2 separate regions of the Homo sapiens genome follow, and region 1 is linked to region 2. Evidence: chromatin contacts called from ENCODE Hi-C or POLR2A ChIA-PET data. All regions are on one chromosome and are shown on one strand. The core of a region is the stretch at or near the end of the contact, and the rest is flanking DNA. Distances in the headings are between cores, read along the strand shown. Region 1 has its middle 68 kb from the start of SOX9. Region 2 holds the start of SOX9 (SRY-box transcription factor 9).

Evidence for each region. A loop is a pair of places that touch in the nucleus more often than their neighbours do. ChIA-PET counts read pairs that join two places held with the same protein, here RNA polymerase II (POLR2A). Pooled maps may share reads with other maps.
Region 1: a map of heart right ventricle shows a loop between it and region 2 (4-fold over the local background). The contact joins the enhancer-like site here to the promoter of SOX9 in region 2. A Hi-C loop is called at or near these places in 23 of 168 maps with a recorded cell type or tissue (CD8-positive, alpha-beta T cell, HepG2, IMR-90 and 11 more) and 15 of 50 pooled maps. POLR2A ChIA-PET finds 5 or more read pairs at or near these places in 10 of 52 experiments (AG04450, Caco-2, GM12878 and 5 more).

Annotation. Positions count from the first base shown.
Region 1 is chr17:72,186,432-72,192,204 of GRCh38, forward strand. No RefSeq gene overlaps it. Among named protein-coding and RNA genes, the nearest start is that of SOX9, 68 kb to the left of the region's middle. Within about 2 kb of position 1,305, at least 4 of the 41 ENCODE cell types and tissues checked have a DNase peak (open chromatin) inside an H3K27ac peak, as active enhancers do; they include heart right ventricle, where a contact is called at or near this core.
Region 2 is chr17:72,116,289-72,122,399 of GRCh38, forward strand. It overlaps SOX9 (SRY-box transcription factor 9), which reads left to right and starts at 4,732. Exons shown (of 3, transcript NM_000346.4): 1 at 4,732-5,534. The coding sequence starts at 5,104. It also overlaps a transcript of SOX9-AS1 not described here. RefSeq lists enhancers at 1,408-2,029, 3,395-3,895, promoters at 3,997-4,764, 4,619-4,764 and silencers at 4,378-4,707, 5,618-5,717.

The sequences.
Region 1 (5,773 bases), core at 55-2,554, 67 kb after region 2:
CAGATTAAGGTTGGTTCTCAGAGACTCCGCTTCTGGAAAATGCTGAAGGATCATCTACTTTTTCCCAGAGTCACGAAAGGGAGATCACCAGGCACAGCGGCATATGCCTGTGATCCTAGGTACTCAGGAGGCTGAGGCGGGAGGATTGTTTGAGGACAGGAGTTTGAGGCTGCAGTGAACTATGATTACACCATTGCACTCCCGTCTGGGCAATATAGCAAGACCCTGCCTCTAATTTTCTTTTTTAAAGGGTAGCCGGGGTGAACATGTACCACCATATATATATATATTTTTTTATTTTGGAGAAATGGGGTCTTGCTATGTTACCCAAGGTAATCTTGAACTCGTGGCCTCAAGCAATCCTCTTGCCTTGGCCTCCCAAAGTGCTGGGATTACAGTTGGTTTCATTTCGGCTTCTCACCTTTATATTATCATCCATGAAATCCTCAACCTTTTATCAGTCTCATCCCTGGGTGGTCCTTAGGGTAAGTTGTAAAACTTGGTGGGAAGGAGTTATCACTACCTGGTCCAGCATCACAGGGCTACTAAGAACCCAGGCTCATAGGCAGACAGATCTTGGTCTAAATTTTATCTGTTACTTGTATTGGCTGTGTGATGTACCAATCTGAACTTCTTGAGCTGTAGGGTTGTCATCTCTAAATTTATTTTTTAAAGATTGAATGAGGTTATGTATGTAAAGCACTTAACACTTGGAATGGCAAGTAGTGCCCAAGAAATCTTACTTTACTATTGCAAAAAAAAAAAAAAAAAAAAAGTTAAGACTGGTAATAGTGACACCTGGAAGCCCCTGTTGGATCTGCCACATCTACTGGTAACATGTCCTGACCACATTGCTCCTGTCCCCCACCCAGCTTAAGGTCATCTCTTCTTTGGATTGACAGCACACATGCCCGTTAGCTGCAAGCTCTTTATCATCTCATGAGAATTCAACCCAAAGGGAGACAGGCAAGAATAAGCCAAAGTCTGACTCTCCTCAGACTCTCGCTTGATTTCCATGAGGCACACAACCCGCTTCTTCACGAACAGGCGCAGATGCTCTTCCCATCACACACGGCCCCATCATCTGACATCCCTATTGGCCAGGCTCTTGAACCCAAGTCACAGCTGGTTCCTTGAGGCAGCCTGAGGCGTAACACCGCCTGCAAAGAAAACTTTTCTCTCTGTTGAAAATGCACAGGGCCCCCTCTGCCTTAGTCCCTACCACTCCCCCAACATTGTCCTACTACTGTTTCCGTGTAGCGCATCTGGCCAAAGCAAACAGCTCTCCTGAGCCAGCTCTCCAGCAAGCAGCTGCAATACAAAGTTGGCAGGCATTTTCAGGAAGCCTGGCCTTCCCCCGCCTGCTCACCCTGTGGGCTCCCCTGGAAGACACAAGAAATGAAGCCTGACCTTTTAATTAGCCCTCGCACAGGGCCTGACCTCATTCTCTGGAGGAGCTGGACCGCCCCTCTCCACTCCCCTGCCCTGCTCCTCATCCGTCCTTCACATGTTGGGTGCCTGGGTACTGGGGCTAGCTTTTCTCCTCTCTGGGGAAAACGCACATTGTGAATAGGATGTTAGGAACTAGAGGAGTAGTTATAAAGGTTTATTAGTGTCCTATATTGATGACTGTGTATTGGAGTTTGAATTGAGGTTGGGGACAGATGAGGATCTCAGATCTAGGAGTAACGATAAGAGGGAAAATGGGAAGAACAAAGAGAGGAGAAGAGAGAGGGAAGGAGGGAGGGAGGGATGAAGGGAAGGATTTTTAGCACCTTTTGTCAGTCTGATAATAAGTGTTTTCATGTGTTTTCTTCTTTAAACTCTGTAAGACCATAGGTTTTGATGATCCTGATTTTATAGGTAAGACATTGAGTCCCCAAAGAGAAGTGACTTGCTCGAGGTCACTCAGTTGGCAGATGGCAGAGCAAAAACAAGAACCTAGGTCTTCTGGCTCTGAGACTGGAAACTTCACATCAGGTTGCTGCTATTGTCCAGTAGTTTTAGGGTTACCTTTATAAGATAAATTATTTTTTTCAGTCCCGTCAGCTAGAATAATGCATCCGTAGGCTCAGTGGCCCCCATCTGATTCAACAATCTGGCATGCATTGTTTTGGTTAAGGTCAGCTGACCCTAACTTTGGTGTTCCTGAGAGCTACTTGGAGGTGGTAATTGTGGTAGAGAGAGTGGGACCAAAAGTGGCAGTGGTGGTGGCGGTCATGGTGATAGTGGTGGTGGTGATGGTAGTGATAGTGGAGGTGGTGGTAGTAACGATGGTGGTGGTATTGATGGTGGTAGTGGTAATGGTGATGGTGGTGGTGGTAGTGGTGATGGTGATGGTAGTGTTGATGGTGATCACTATGGTAGCGATGGTGGTGGTGATGATGGTGGTGGTGTTGGTGGTGGCAATGGTGGTGATGATGATGGTGGCAATGGTGGTGATGATAACGGTCGTAATAGTAGTAGTGATGGTGATAGTGGTAGTGATGATGGTGGTGGTAGTGTTCATGGTGATGGTGATGTTCATGGTGATGGTGATGATGGTGATCATGATAGTAGTGATGGTGGTGGTGTTGATGGTGATGGTGGTGGTGGTGATAATGGTGACCATGATAGTAGTGATGGTGGTGGTGGTGGTGATGGTGGTGCTGGTGATGATGGTGGTGGTTGTGTTGGTGGTGGTGGCAATAGTGGTGATGATGATGGTGGCAATGATGGTGATGATAATGGTGGTAATAGTAGTAGTGATGGTGATAGTGGTAATGATGATGGTGGTGGTAGTGTTCGTGGTGATGATGGTGGTAGTGATGATGGAGGTGTTGGTGTTGGTGGTGGTGGTGTTGATGGTGATCATGATAGTAGTGATGGTGGTGGTGGTGATGATGGTGGTGGTGGTGGTGATGGTGGTGGTGGTAGTGGTGGTGGTGATGGTGACGGTGTTGATGGTGATCATGATGGTAATGATGGTGGGGGTGGTGGTGATGGTGTTCATGGTGGTGGCAATGGTGGTGATGATGGTGGTAGTGATGGTGGTGGCAGTAGTAGTGATGGTGATGGCAGTAATGATGCTGGTGGTAGTGTTCATGGTGATGGTGGTGTTGATGGTGGTGGTGATGATGACGGTGGTGATAGTGGTAGTAATGATGATGGTGATGAGGGTGGTAGTAATGGAGGCATGCTCTTGTTACTAGCAGCAGTGGTGGGAGTAACATGAAACATAGATAGACCAGCTAATTGGCTTTCTCAGTCTCTAAAATCCTCCCTTGCATTGCACTCCTTGCCTTCTGATCTTCTGGTTTGTAGAAATTGGCCAGAGCTCTGACCCTTTGTTTGTTGGTAGCAGCATCTGTAAAATGATATGACAGTCTTGTATTTATTTATTTTTGAAAGGATGTAAGGGAAACAGCTTCCCTTATTCAAACAAAACACAAAGTCCCCAAGGCTTTAAAACTGGAAGCTGATTCTCCAGGTGGGGAGATGGGGGTTGCCAGCAATGTCAACATGGCACCTGAGTTTCTGCTTTCCCCTCCCCCATCTCTCCCTCTGACTCTCACATCCACAGCTATGTCAGCCTGGGAGTGAATTACTGTTTGTCCTTCAGAGCTCTGGCCCAAGTGTGGCCAGCTCTCTCTCTCTTGGCTTCCCTTAGCCCATATGAGAGACTGGAATTTAAGTGTGGGAGAGACTAGGAAGAGAAAACCAAAAGGAAGACAAACAAAGAAAACACAGGAAGTTTAGGCAGCACCCAGATTACAAAGCTGACTTTTCTGAGCCTTCACAGCTAACTCATTCCCAGGGCTGGCCACCTGTGTCTCAGTCCACATCTTGTCTAATAAGTTCAGGCAAATTGTACTGAGACAATTTAAGAGACATCTCCAACGGCCACGCTCCAAGGAGCACCCAACTTGTCTTTATGTGGAAGGAGTCAAGTACTTCCCGTTTCATACTCCTCTCTTCATTTTGTGCCCCCAGAGCCCAAGCAAAGACTACCCATCTCAATAGCTCACCCAGCGTGGTCCCAGCACACCACAGTTTCATTTGCCTAGATATCTGGCAGCACTATGGCAACCACTGAAACGAATGAATGCACCTTTCAGGTGACTTGCCTGGCTCTTATCATTGGCCTGAGAGCATAACAATATCACTTTCTTCTTCTTCTTCTTCTTCTTTTTTTTTTTTTTTAATGCACATCTCACTCTGTCACCCAGCCTGGAGTGCAGTGATGCAATCATAGCTCACTGCAGCTTGGACCTTCTGGGCTCAGGCAGGCCTCCCACCTCAGCCTTCCAGCCTCCCAAGGAGCTGGGACCACAGGTGCACACCACCATGCCTCGCTAATTTTTTGTAGAGATAGGGTCTCGCTATATTCCCTAGGCTGGTCTTGAACTCCTGGGATCAAGTGATTCCCCCACTTTGGCCTCCCAAAGTGCTGGGATTACTGGTGTGATCCACTATGCCAGGCCTATGAAATCACTTTCTAATGAAATTATCAACATTCACAAAAACACCCAAGCCAGCCATCACCATGGATGGCTTATGGCAGCAACAGGGTTGAAGAGCTTGGTGAAGGGATCAGCTTCAATCATCCCCCTTGATTCCCAGTGAAGTCAACATAGAAAAAATTTAAAAGAACAGCAGTCTTAAAGCTCAAAGGAGGGTAATTCAAACTTCCCCAGAACTGCAAACTGGGTTACTTTCTTTCTTTCTTTCTTTTTCAGATGGAGTCTTGCTCTGTCGCCAGGCTGTAGTGCAGTGGCACGATCTCGGCTCACTGCAACCTCTGCCTCCCAGGTTCAAGCAATTCTCCTGCCTTAGCCTCCTGAGTAGCTGGGATTACAGGCATGTGCCACCATGCCCAGCTAATTTTTGTATTTTTAGTAGAGACGGGGTTTCACCATGTTGGCCAGGATGGTCTCAATCTCTTGACCTCGTGATCCACCCGCTTCAGCCTCCCAAAGTGCTGGGATAACAGGCATGAGCCACCACGCCCAGCCCAAACTGGTTACTTTCATGATAACTGAATTTCCTTTTGAAGCATTAACACACATGGTCAATGGAGGTGTTGTGCAGTGCACTTTTCTCCTCCTTTCAGTTGGTGGTGTGTTCCCCGGGTGGTTTTGGGGAAATCTTGGCACTGAATACAAACAGCCAGTCCTCACTCTGACATTGTCAGCCAACGAGGGGTCTCCCAGTGTGGGAATGCTGCCCTGAGGGTGTTGCAAGACCCCCCATCTTCTCTGCTCAGCCCCTCTCAGCTCCACACTTTATTTTCCAGGACTGACCTTCTTGTAACTCTCATGCAATTGCTCCCTTTGGGACTCTTCTAGAAACACATTGATAAGGGACGAGAGGATGAGAAGATGGAAAACAAGCCCAGGAAGAATATCTGGCTCATTTTTTCCTTTGCCGATCAAGTAACAATTTATGCCTGGTCAGGACAGACAGCAGATTTTATTTATTTTGCTAGCCTCCTACCCTATTCCCATCCCAGGGGTGGGGCGGGGTGGGCTGATATTTTCTTTCAAGGCTATACTAAAAATTCCAGCCTCCCTCCTGATTCTAACCCCAGGATTACCATTTCAGGCAGGCAGGACCTCCTTGTCATTCAGAAGACAGCTCCCGAAGCCAGCCTCTCCCCACTGCAATTTGGAGCAGCCTTGAAGCATTTAGAGGCCCAGGGGTCGGGGGAGGTACAAGATGTTCTCTTTTTCTCTCCTATCTCTCAAATGTGTTGCTTCAAGACTGCAGTTGTTTCTTTTTAGCAGAACATCGC
Region 2 (6,111 bases), core at 3,482-5,981:
ATCACCCACCCAATGGGATCTCTTAGAGGGAAGCGCTGGTTAGAATCCCTCCAGGCTGAGATGCAATCATCGCCATTGAGCCTGCCCTCCCCTAGGGAAACCCCACAAAACCATCCTGAGAATCTCAGCCCTCTTTGGTCGGTACCTGAGACTGCATAGACCTAAACTGAAAGGTGATCGAAGGGGAGGAGCAGTTGCTCGTGCGGAGGAAGCTCTTGGGGCCGAAGTGGCCCCGGCCGAGTATGTCGCAAAGGAGGCACCACTGCGTTGAGCGCTTACTGTATCTTTACTTTTAAATCACCAAGGCAAAATCACCTTCAGCTAAAAATGCCTGAAAGACTTTTTAAAATAGTGGGAGTGGGCGTTAGGGGGAAGAGATGGCCTAGGAAATTTTCCGCAGGGCGTTCTAGGGATGAGTTGAGGGAAGCCGCATGACGCGCGGCTCCCCGGTGCCACAGCTAAGGACAGATATTTTCGCAAAACCCAGAATGAAAAAAGAGCACGCTCCCTTTGGGAGCGCTGTCCCTTTGGGACTGGGGCCTTCCACTCCCACCCCTCCTTTTTCCCTGATCGGCTCCGCAGCTCCACGACAAGCCAGCTGGTCTGGTCTCTGACTTGGGCTCCGGTCCGTACCCCCGGGGCGCCCTGCTGTGTTACAGCCGCCCGACGCCCCCAGACCCGGCCAGGTCACCAGGGCAGATTGGAGGTTCGCGCCCCCTCACCCGACACCTCCCGTCCACCTCATCTTTCTTTTTTTCGAAAACAGGAAAGGGAAGAAAACTGAAACGGGCCTCTTGGTCTGCAGTTTTAGCGGAGTCGGGATTCCACAGCCCTGAGTGGCACATGCCGGTCAACTTCCCAAAGTCGGGCTCCCGTGTGGGGAGAAATACACACGCAGGAATGCACAAGCATCGCGTGTTCGCAACTGTCGCTGGGAGGTCTGGCGGCTGTGATGGGACATGCACTCACTCGGGCAACACGTCCACAGGTGACATCTATTCGATCAGTCAACAGATATTTATTGCGCACCTACGACGCTATCTGGTACTTTCCTTTTCCCCTTAGCTGTTGCTGTCCAGCCCAGCGCCAGTCCAGAGACGGGCTTACCGGCCGCTCCCTTCCACAAGAAACTCGTGTCCGGCGTGAAGAGCGGACGATAAACACTCTCCAAGCCCAGCGAAATGTACTAATTACAGGAGCGGCTGGGAGCCCGCGACACGGGGACCTGTCCCTCCAGGGATAGGAGTCTTCTACCTGCAAGGGACCCGGCCTGGGGAACTGGAATAGACAAGGGGTAACCCCTTCTCCCATCACCTCTAATGAGAACATTGTCCGGGGCTGAGATATTTGGGGGACGCCGCTGCTCACCCCACCAAACTTTCCCTAGGGACAGAAAAGCGTCCCTACCGAAAACGGATTTAAACACCGTCCCCACTTTTGCTAAGGAAGTTTGGATAGGGAGGTTGTGGTCCTTAATTCGCCAGGTAAAAGGAACCCCATCAGCTCGCATCCCTCACCCCCATCCTGAGCACTGAGTGTTTGCGAGAAACTCGCCCTGCGCCAGCAACTCTGGGCTCCGGTCTCAGCTCCCGCGTAGACGCGGAGGAGAGATTGGCGGCCCCCGCTGGGGAAATTGAGCCCGGCGCCGGTCCGGGACGTGCAAGAGGGGGAAAGGGGGAGATCCCAGACCTCGGTTTCCCGAGGGCTTCCCTGGGGAGCCACTCGCACCTCTGTGTCTCCGCTCCCGGCGGCAGACCTCGCGGCGCTTGCTCAAGAGCGGGTATCCGAAAGCACGTCCCGAACACGGAGAAGCGCCCTCCGTCTCCTGCCTCGTGACCTGCGCCCTTTCCCTCCCTCACCGCATCAGATGGAGGACCCTGGCTCCTTTCGCCCCTGGCAAAATGCTCTAGCCAACACTGGGTCAACAGCCTTAGTTTCCAGATCTGTAACCTGAACATCAGGAGCGGGTTCCTTTCCTTCTACCTGTGTCTGAGGTCCTCTGGTCGGGGACTGCGCGCGTCTTCCCAGGTCAGGGAGGAGGGGTCGGGGCGACCTGAGAAAGACACAACGAAGCGAATGGAGCCCCTGAATGGGGAAAGGGGAGTGGACACCAGGAGGCCCCTGCAGAAATGCAGGACCGATCCACTCGCGAGCTGACAATGCCACGCGCTAGACTTGGCCTGACGGTGGCAACGCTTGGCACCTGGGGGATAGGGGCCTTCTCCTGGCCTCAGTCCCCAAATTCTGCGCAGAATAGAACGGCTGGCATCTCAAGTGCTCTTTTTTCACCCGGATCTCTACAGACACAAGTTCCCTCACTGAGCTGCGCAGAGGTGGATCCGCACAGGAGGGAATATCGCGTAGGAATTCCTGCAAATATAAATCTCAGCAGCAAAGCAGTCCAGATTGACTGGAACACACCACCCCCAGCCACCACCATCCAAGTTTTCCCTGGTTCTCGGAGTTGGAAACAGTTTCTGGGCTTTTGGCGCCCCCTCTGGATACAGATGAAAACTGCAGTCCATTTTTAAGTCGCCTGTTCATAAGTTTTCAGGAAGATGTAAAATTCAAAAATGCTTGCATCAAATCAACGGGAAATGTATAAATCCCCGTCGTTTATGATGTAAAACTCTACATATTAGTATCTTATTGCATAATTGCATTAAAAGTATATTTATACATATACGTATATATCTTGACATATATTTAGTGAAATATTCCAAAATATCTTAAAGTCATAGCCCTCTTCACTGACTTTATTCCAGCAAACATGGTAATTACAATATCATACAACTAAGTACAGACGACCTGGCTAAAATGTCTGCCCGATGGTCTCCGAGTCTCCTGAATCAGGTGTCTGAGAATTACACAGTTATACTGTACACACAATGCCCTTCTACCCGGGACACAGAAATAGGTCCACACTACGCGGACTTTTTTCTCCTAGGAAAGGACGATGCTGTTCTTACACTTTCTGAAAGTAATCACAGAGCCCTGGATACGAAGCTATTGTATGCAAATCTCTTAAATTTGTAAACGAGCTATAGGGCACCAGAAACATCCCATTTGAAGAAGTTACATTCGTTAAAAAAAAAATGCTGTTGAACAAGGCTGTAACTTACTACCTTATGAAGAGTTCCATTTCCTATAAGAAATGTCGGGCTTCTTCCGAAGACAACGAGAGAAAACAAGATTTTAAGAAATTCTCCCGGAAGGACATTGATTTGGATCTTGTGATAGTGTCCTCACTTCGCAAATTAGAAAGGGAAAAAAAAACTAGTTTTTATTATGATGTGGGCCGATTCACCACAACAATAATTTAATTGAGGCGAATTTTTGCAAGAGCCCAAAAGGGTGGGGGGGGGGGGGGAGTTTAAAATTAAGAGTTTCCCAATGCTGTGCGTTTATTTGGGATTCTGAAAGCACAGAACCCGCAAGCGACCAAGACTTTTCTTCTATCCCAGAGCAGATAGCTCCGCACTTACCCAACCTGGCTCTAAGCATTTCGTGTAAACACAAAGGTTGTGCTCAAATCACACTTGAAATACATGAGAGACACCACCAATGCCTCCCCCAGAACTCCCAACTACATGCAGGTCTGAACCGACCGGACTAGAGTCAGAAGCACCGGCGCTTCACCCCTTCAGGTGTTTCGTAAATGCCAGCAAAAGCAGGCAAGCAGCATGACTCCGCCAGAGTGGAGCGTTTTGTCTGCGGTGGTGCCCATTTGTTTGGTCTTTTACAAACCAAGTGACCGGCCTGGGCCTCGCGGCCCGGGACAGCCGCATTGGCAAACTTCTATCTCTCAAAGCCAGAGCAGTTAGCAAACTCTCCCCCAGACAGGGCGACTCGGCTGACGTTTTTGACCCGGCCAGGAGGCAAAGACCAAAACGTCAGAGCAGTAGCCCTGTTACTGAGGAGCGTCGGCAGGGTCGCGGGTAGAGGGGGCTGGAGAATGACTTGTCAGAGCTCAAGGTCGATGTGGCGCGGGGCGGCCTCGAGAGCGCCGGGCTCCTGCGTGGCCACGGCCGCCGCTGCCAACCTTCGCGGGGACTTAGCTTTGCTTTCCATTGACTCCCTTTGCAAAAGCGCAGCAGAATCCTGACCAGCCGCACCAGCCCCGGCGAACCCGAGCATGTTAATCTATTTATATGGATTATTACGGAGGAACAGCGGGCGTTGAGTCACCAAAACATTTGCTTCAAAAGACTATTTCTAAGCACTTTTGCAGGCAGGCAGGCTCGCTCCAGGCGCGTAAACTCGGCTACGCATTAAGAAGCGGCTGCTTTTCGAATACTGCAAACTCCAGCTAAGTCCCCGGTGCCGCGGAGAGAGCAGTGAAAAGAAATGTCGGAGGTGGGGGTAGATCCTAGTCTAGACACACACACTTGCGCGCACACACACACACACACACACAAGATTCGCGCGGAGAAGGCACTAAAATTCTGGCATTCCGAGAGTACGACAAACTTACACACTTGGAAGTCCCGGGTCCCCCGCCTTCCCCGCAGCACCCCCCGCCCCCCCACCCTACCGTCCGCCCTTTGGCTGCGATCCCCTCCCCTCTCCTCCCCTCCCGCCTCGTCACCCAGCCCAGTGCCACAATCCTCCTCCCTCCCCAAAATCGGGTCCAATCAGCTGCCTGCCAACCCTGGGACTGCTGTGCTGTGATTGGCGGGTGGCTCTAAGGTGAGGCGGAGTATTTATTAAAGAGACCCTGGGCTGGGAGTTGGAGAGCCGAAAGCGGAGCTCGAAACTGACTGGAAACTTCAGTGGCGCGGAGACTCGCCAGTTTCAACCCCGGAAACTTTTCTTTGCAGGAGGAGAAGAGAAGGGGTGCAAGCGCCCCCACTTTTGCTCTTTTTCCTCCCCTCCTCCTCCTCTCCAATTCGCCTCCCCCCACTTGGAGCGGGCAGCTGTGAACTGGCCACCCCGCGCCTTCCTAAGTGCTCGCCGCGGTAGCCGGCCGACGCGCCAGCTTCCCCGGGAGCCGCTTGCTCCGCATCCGGGCAGCCGAGGGGAGAGGAGCCCGCGCCTCGAGTCCCCGAGCCGCCGCGGCTTCTCGCCTTTCCCGGCCACCAGCCCCCTGCCCCGGGCCCGCGTATGAATCTCCTGGACCCCTTCATGAAGATGACCGACGAGCAGGAGAAGGGCCTGTCCGGCGCCCCCAGCCCCACCATGTCCGAGGACTCCGCGGGCTCGCCCTGCCCGTCGGGCTCCGGCTCGGACACCGAGAACACGCGGCCCCAGGAGAACACGTTCCCCAAGGGCGAGCCCGATCTGAAGAAGGAGAGCGAGGAGGACAAGTTCCCCGTGTGCATCCGCGAGGCGGTCAGCCAGGTGCTCAAAGGCTACGACTGGACGCTGGTGCCCATGCCGGTGCGCGTCAACGGCTCCAGCAAGAACAAGCCGCACGTCAAGCGGCCCATGAACGCCTTCATGGTGTGGGCGCAGGCGGCGCGCAGGAAGCTCGCGGACCAGTACCCGCACTTGCACAACGCCGAGCTCAGCAAGACGCTGGGCAAGCTCTGGAGGTAGGACCCGGCGGGGGCGGCGCGGCAGGGTGGGCATCGCGGCGGCTGGGGGCGCTGGTCAGGGCTGATTTGCCCCGCCCCGCCTCCCATCGCCCGGGAGTTGCCGTTCCGGGAGCCGGCGGGATGGGGTTGGGAGTGGGAATGGGGTGTAACTGTGGCTCAGAGTTTGACAAAGTTCTTGGGCTGCTCGCGGGGACGCGGAGGAGGGGGGTGGTAAGTGGAAGAGGTGAGGGAGGTAGCTGGAGGATGGACGAAGACTGGTGGGAGACGGAAGGAGGGGGCTGCCAGCCTGCTCTCCAGTCGCCTGGAAGCTCAATCGGGGCGGGGAAGTGAAACTTGCCTCCCTCCTACCCGGCCTCTTAAAACTGCACTCTCTCGTGCAGCCCCACTGTCCACGGAGATGGGGCAAGGGAGAAACCGAGGTTGGAGGAGACCCTTGGCAGGAACTGGGAGGCGGGAGGAGGGAGGCTACTGGAAATAGGTGGGAGTGTATGGTGGGGGGTGAGAATTGGGGACCTTCTTGCAGCTTAAGTAATTTGGGGGAAAGTTTTCAAAGGGGGTTGGGGTTGGGGGCGGT